Linked DNA regions of Homo sapiens: region 1 is linked to region 2. The links are chromatin contacts, found by Hi-C in ENCODE. All regions are on one chromosome and are shown on one strand. The core of a region is the stretch at or near the end of the contact, and the rest is flanking DNA. Distances in the headings are between cores, read along the strand shown. Region 1 overlaps SLC9A7 (solute carrier family 9 member A7). Region 2 overlaps SLC9A7 (solute carrier family 9 member A7).

The links. A loop is a pair of places that touch in the nucleus more often than their neighbours do. Pooled maps may share reads with other maps.
Region 1: a loop to region 2 is called in a pooled map, with 3 times the contacts of the local background. The contact joins two enhancer-like sites. A Hi-C loop is called at or near these places in 6 of 37 single-sample maps with no recorded cell type and 10 of 50 pooled maps.

The regions. Positions count from the first base shown.
Region 1 is chrX:46,691,926-46,694,791 of GRCh38, forward strand. All of the region lies in intron 1 of SLC9A7 (solute carrier family 9 member A7), which reads right to left. Among named protein-coding and RNA genes, the nearest start is that of SLC9A7, 66 kb to the right of the region's middle. Within about 2 kb of position 1,371, at least 2 of the 41 ENCODE cell types and tissues checked have a DNase peak (open chromatin) inside an H3K27ac peak, as active enhancers do.
Region 2 is chrX:46,627,651-46,630,660 of GRCh38, forward strand. All of the region lies in intron 14 of SLC9A7 (solute carrier family 9 member A7), which reads right to left. Among named protein-coding and RNA genes, the nearest start is that of CHST7, 55 kb to the left of the region's middle. Within about 2 kb of position 1,566, at least 17 of the 41 ENCODE cell types and tissues checked have a DNase peak (open chromatin) inside an H3K27ac peak, as active enhancers do.

The sequences.
Region 1 (2,866 bases), core at 121-2,620, 64 kb after region 2:
GTCCTTGTATAAATGCTGATTTATTTAGAAGACTCTCCCAGGGATTTAGCAAAACACATAATGATAGTAATAAAACAGTATCATCATATAATGTATCATCATCAATCTTTGTGGCACTGTAGATTGGTAAACAGGCCAAAAAGTAAGCAACCTTACTCTATCAGTTTTCTTTTAATAAGAATTAAAAGACTGCAAGGAAGACAGGTTTCATGGAGCTAGCAACCTTACTATTAAAAATTCCCATTAAAATGGGAAATAAGTATCTGCCATATAATGGGCTAAACCTGAAGTGTGAGACACAAGCCACTGATTTTATTGCTCAATTTCTCTAATGCATTCAGGTCACTTAAAATCAGATGACCTGCATGGCACCATTAGGAAGATTTTTTTCAGAATTGCTTGAGATTCAGCATTGGCACTGAACCATCCGAATGAGATATGAAGCCCACCACAAACAGAACCACAGGTCCTGCCTGCTTGTCCAAGGAAAATCCCTCTGCTTGTGTTTCCTACATACCTAAGGCATGTCTACAGTTGCCCCACACTCATTTTATCCAGATCTCATGCCACTACAAAATGCCAATGTTGGAAGGGACAATACAAGTCCAATTATCCATCACATTTATAAAACACTCTGTTCAACAGCAGACAGGTCTTATACTGTGGTATTCAGAGTCATCTTGGGGAACCAATTAAAGTACAGGTGTCTAGAGTCTCTCCTGTAACTTCTCATCCTGTAGGTTTAGGGGGTGTTTGAGGTATTTTGATTTAAAGAAGTTCCATATCTGATTTCAATGCATGCTCAGAAATGAGAACGAATGGTCTCTAAGCTTCTTACCATGATATTATACAGCTCTTGTTTAAATACAGACAGTGAGGGGGCTCACCATCTTCCAGGTCTATCCTTTTTGCAGCAGGACAACACTGGCTCTCTAAACAGAGTCAAAGTTTGTCTCCCTGTAGCTTCTGCCCACTGGTCTCAGGCCCCTTTTATTATGACCACTGAGAAGCCATACTTCTCCAAGCTCTGGATTCCCACCTCACCAGAATTTTCTAAGTGCCAGTTGTATGAAAAAATCCAAATTGTACAAATACTCGTTCTGTGAAAAATGAATGACCAAAATGTAAGATTTATACACTGAAAATTACAAAACACTGCTGAGAAAAATGAAATGACCCAAATAAATGGAGAAACATCCCATATTCATAAATTAGAAGACTCAATATAGCTAACATGACAATGCTCCCCATATTGCTCTACAGACTTAATGCAATTCCTATCAAAATTCCAGCAAATTTTTTGGCAGAAATTGACAAGCTGAGCCTAAAACATACATGGAAATGCAAAACCACCAGAAGATCGCAAATTACCTTGAAAAATAACAAAGCTGGGTGAATTTCACTTCCACATTTCAAAACTCACTACAAAGATAGTGTGGTAGTGGTATAAGGATAGACACATAGCTCAATGGAGCAAAACTGAGAGTCCAAAAATAAAATGGTGTGTTTATGGTTAATTGATTTTCGATAAAGATGACAATGCAATTCAATTGAGGAAAGGACAATCTTTTCAACAAATGGTGCTGGGACAATTGGATATCTACATGCATAAAGATGAACTTAGACTCTGACCTCCTACTATATATAAAAATTAATACTATATATATAAAAATTAGTTCAAAATGGGTCAAAGACCTAAATCTATGAGGTTAAAATTATACAACCTTTAGGAAAAAAAAAGCCTAGGGGAAAAAATCTGTGAGTTCCTAGGTTAGGTAAATTTTTCACTGATATGATATGAAAAGCACAAACAATAAAATAAAAAATTGATAATTTAAATTTTATCAAAATTCAAAACTTTTGTGCTTCAAAAGACATTATTTGGGAAGCCAAGGTGGGAGGATCACTTGAGGCCAGGAGTTCAAGACCAGCCTGGGCAACACAGTGAGACCTCATCTCTACAAAAAAATTGCAACGTGGATGGAGCTGGAGGCCATTATCCTAAGCGAATTAAGGCAGGAACAGAAAAACAAATACCACATTTTCCCACTTATAAGTGGGAAATAAATGCTGAACACATACAGACATAAACATGAGAATAATAGATATGATGGACTACTTGGGTGGAAAGATGGGGAGTGGGTTGAAAAACTACCTATTGTGTACTATGCTCACTACCTGGGTGCAATATACTCATGTAACAAACCTACACATGTATCTTCTGTATCTAAAATAAAAGTCAAAATTAAAAAAAAAGAAGACTGAGGTGGGAGGACCACTTGAGCCCAGAAGTTTGAGGTTACAATGAGCTATGATCACACCACTGCACTCCAGCCTGTGTGACAGAGCAAGAACCTGTCTCTTAAAAAAAGAGAGAAAAAAAGACATTATTAAGAAAATGACGAGGAAAAAACTGCAGACACATATTTGATAAAGAACTTGTATCTAGGATATATAAATATATAACTCCATAATAAGATAATTCAATTTTAAAATGGGCAAAAGATTAGAATAGACATTTCACCAAAAGAAATTATGAATGACTAATAAGCACACGAAAAGATGGTCAACATTATAGATCATTCAGGAAATGCAGATTAAAACCATAATGAAATACCATTTCATGCCCACTAGAATGGCAATTATCAGAAATACAGATACTAACATATGTTGGAGAGCATGTGGCAAACCTAACCCTCATACGCTGCTGGTGGGAATGTATAATTGTGCAGCCACTTTGGAAAACAGTTTGCAGTTTCTTAAAAAGTTAAAAACAAACTTACCATACAACTCAGCAATTTACACTCTACCCTAGACTAGAATTGAAAACAGATGTCCACACAAAGATTTGCAGACAAATGTTCAT
Region 2 (3,010 bases), core at 316-2,815:
TAACTATTTGTCAAATAAATGAATAAATTGATCTTGACTCTGAGTTTTTAGAAAACAGAAAAGGAAGAGCAGAAAGGGAAATCAGGGGCCAAGGGAGGCACTTGGAAGCACAAAAAAATGGGCGGGTTGGGGGGGGGGCGGTGGTCACAGAGTAGCAACTGGAGGAAAGGCACCTCTGCAACTGTTTGAAGTTAAAGATTTAGGTGACAGATTTACGGGTATCAGATTTCAGCCTGGAGAAACAAAAACAAACAAAAAAAAACACGGAGGACCCAGAAACAAATGATTCTAACTTGCTCAGAAAGTCATATGTGAACGCAACAATAAACTGCTGATTTTCTACAGTTTTCACTACATACACACAGACAGACACGCACACACGTGTGCATATACACAGGCATTGGTGGTTTCCTTTCCTCCACACTCCATTAATATCCGGCTTGTGACCTTGTCCTGTTGATATGGTGAAACTGGGATAAATTCAGATTCACACTCTTAGCTGCTCCAAAGTGGCCTCATCAATGAGTGCTCTTCTGTAAACTCAGGGAAGGAAGTGAATGATGTGTCTGCATGTACGGCCAACAGAAATCTCAGCTGTCTGGTCTGGCATGAAAAGTCCCCTGCTTTATCGGGGTGGGAGGCCACCCCCAGGGCTGGGCAGCTTGCCTCCAGCTAGGGTTGTTTTTGTTTTGGTTGCAAAGTCACCAAGACCTCCAGAGAAACAAAGCACTGAGTTTTGTTTTTTGTTTTTTGTTTTTTTTGTCTTGTTTTGTTCTAATGAGTCAAACTTACCAGGGGACACAAAGCTGAAGTCTGCCCACAATATTTTTATGCTTTCCCCACATGAAGCAAAGTTCTAGCCAACAGCTCCCTTCCTTTTCCCACATGAGCTAATATTCTGTAGCTCCCTAGCCATGACTCTGTTTATAGCCTTGGGCTTCAAGACCAGTGAGGAGAATTGTGCTCATTATAAGACATGCCTTCCCATCAAATGTCACTTTTTTGTTTGTTGTTTTTAGGAAGATTATTTAGAAAATGAGGTAAAGAGAACCGCCCTTTTTTTTCTCTGGTGGAGAACAAACATCTGGACTTTCCCTACCTCTGATTTCAGTTTCATGACAACACTGAGCATGTGACCTGGATCTATTTCAGGGGAAACTGCAAGAACCCAGGGTTTCACCCAAAAATGAGAAGCCCATTTATTTCTGTTTTCCTGTTTCTCATGGCCACAGAGTGCACTGAGCCCTGCTGTTAGTGGCTCACTAGAATGAGGAGGTCAGACCAGGAGGAACTGGAGAAATAAGGTCCTCTCTGCACAAGGGCGTGAGTCATTTCTAAGAGGGTGTCCTGGAGAACCAAGCTTGAAGTTTGCATGTTTTTCCCCATATGACAGCAATCTTGAAAACCTTTCAAAAGGTCAGTGGAACTGACTTTGAGGGGCCCTCTGCATGACTGTGTATGAGGTCTGGAAGGAAGGAGGTCAGGGGGAAGCTGTGACACAGCTTCTGGCTAGGGCTGTGGCAAACAGGGTGCCATTAGGAGTGCAGCGCGAGTGGCTGCCAGCCCGTTCACAACACCACATGTGCGGTGCTCTCAGCCCAAGGGGCCCTCTGGGAGCTGACAGGAACACTGAGTTCATCCATCCAGGCCCATCCAGGGAGGTTCCTGAGACTCACTCCACCTGGGGGTGGGGGCTATTTTAGCTGTTACTGCATGGACTAAATACAAGAACCCTCAGCACTTTGGACCTGCTGCTTTCTCACTCAAACATTTCCACAGAAAAGTGACAGTAAGCTTGTTACTGAATCTAATTACAAGCCCAGTGTTCCCAGTGCGCAGGGCTCATGTGATACATAGTAAGTTCTACTACATGACCAGCCAAATCCTTTCACTTATTTCCTGTTACAGATGCTTGAATGCAGAGGTAGGAGCAATGGGAAACAGCAAAGGGGGTGGGGATGTTTTGAATGGTCCAGAGCAAGATGAAATCTCTCCAAATCTTATGATCCAGCTGCTATTGGCCTTTTTTTCTTACAAAATTAATCTAGACTGGCCACAGTTCTGTGGAGGATGCTTTAGAATAGGGCAGCCATGTCCTACCAGAGCCATTATCTTTCCTTTGGTGAAATAAGGACGGCCATCATGTTTTCCCCTGGGGTTTTCTCAGGCTGAGTTTCAAGATCTCCCAAACTGTTATACTCTAAATTAGCCTCGAGGTGCTCAGTTCCTGAACTCCTGTTTTCTAAAGTCCTTAATCAAAGCTAGAGTCAAATAGCAAATTTTCAAAGAGAACTCACTGAGACCACATGCTCCCAACTGACATAATGGCCAATTCTAAGATCATCTCAAAGGTCTTCTGGAGCTCATTAAAGTGGGTGCCAAATCTCCAATGAAGCTTATTGAAAACTCTTCCCAAAATGTCCAGAACTTTCCAGGTCATGGCTTTGTGTCCCTTGAGCAGGGACCTAGAATGGACATCAATGCTATAAATGCCTTATCAGGCTGTGGCCACCCTTAAAGAGAAAGAAACCACAAAAGGCCACAGTGGCACCCCATTGACCCCACACAGCACCACATTTTGCCAGCCTTATTAAATCTGATTTGGTAGATGGAATCATTTAGAAGATCCTATGGAATGTGAAGTCTGCTGCAGACTGCTGCAGGATTAAGTGCAATGATGAGTCAGATTCAAAGCTGACTGGAAAAAAAAGAATAGGGTTTCATGGACAACATACACAGGTGGTCAGTAAAGCTGCCTGTTGCATGCTGCATCTCTCTCATTCCCTCATCCACCCAACAAACACCTATCAGGTTCCTGCATGTGCCAGCCACTGTGCTCAGCACTGGGCATTCAATGCTGAACGACATAGTTATTGACTCCCAAGGTCAAATAATATATTGGTAACACATTTCTGCCCCTATCATAACTCTCCTTTCCCCACCTTGCCTGCCCAGGTCATGCTGACCTGGATAAAGAGCCAGACCTAGAGACAAAATCATCCCGACAGCT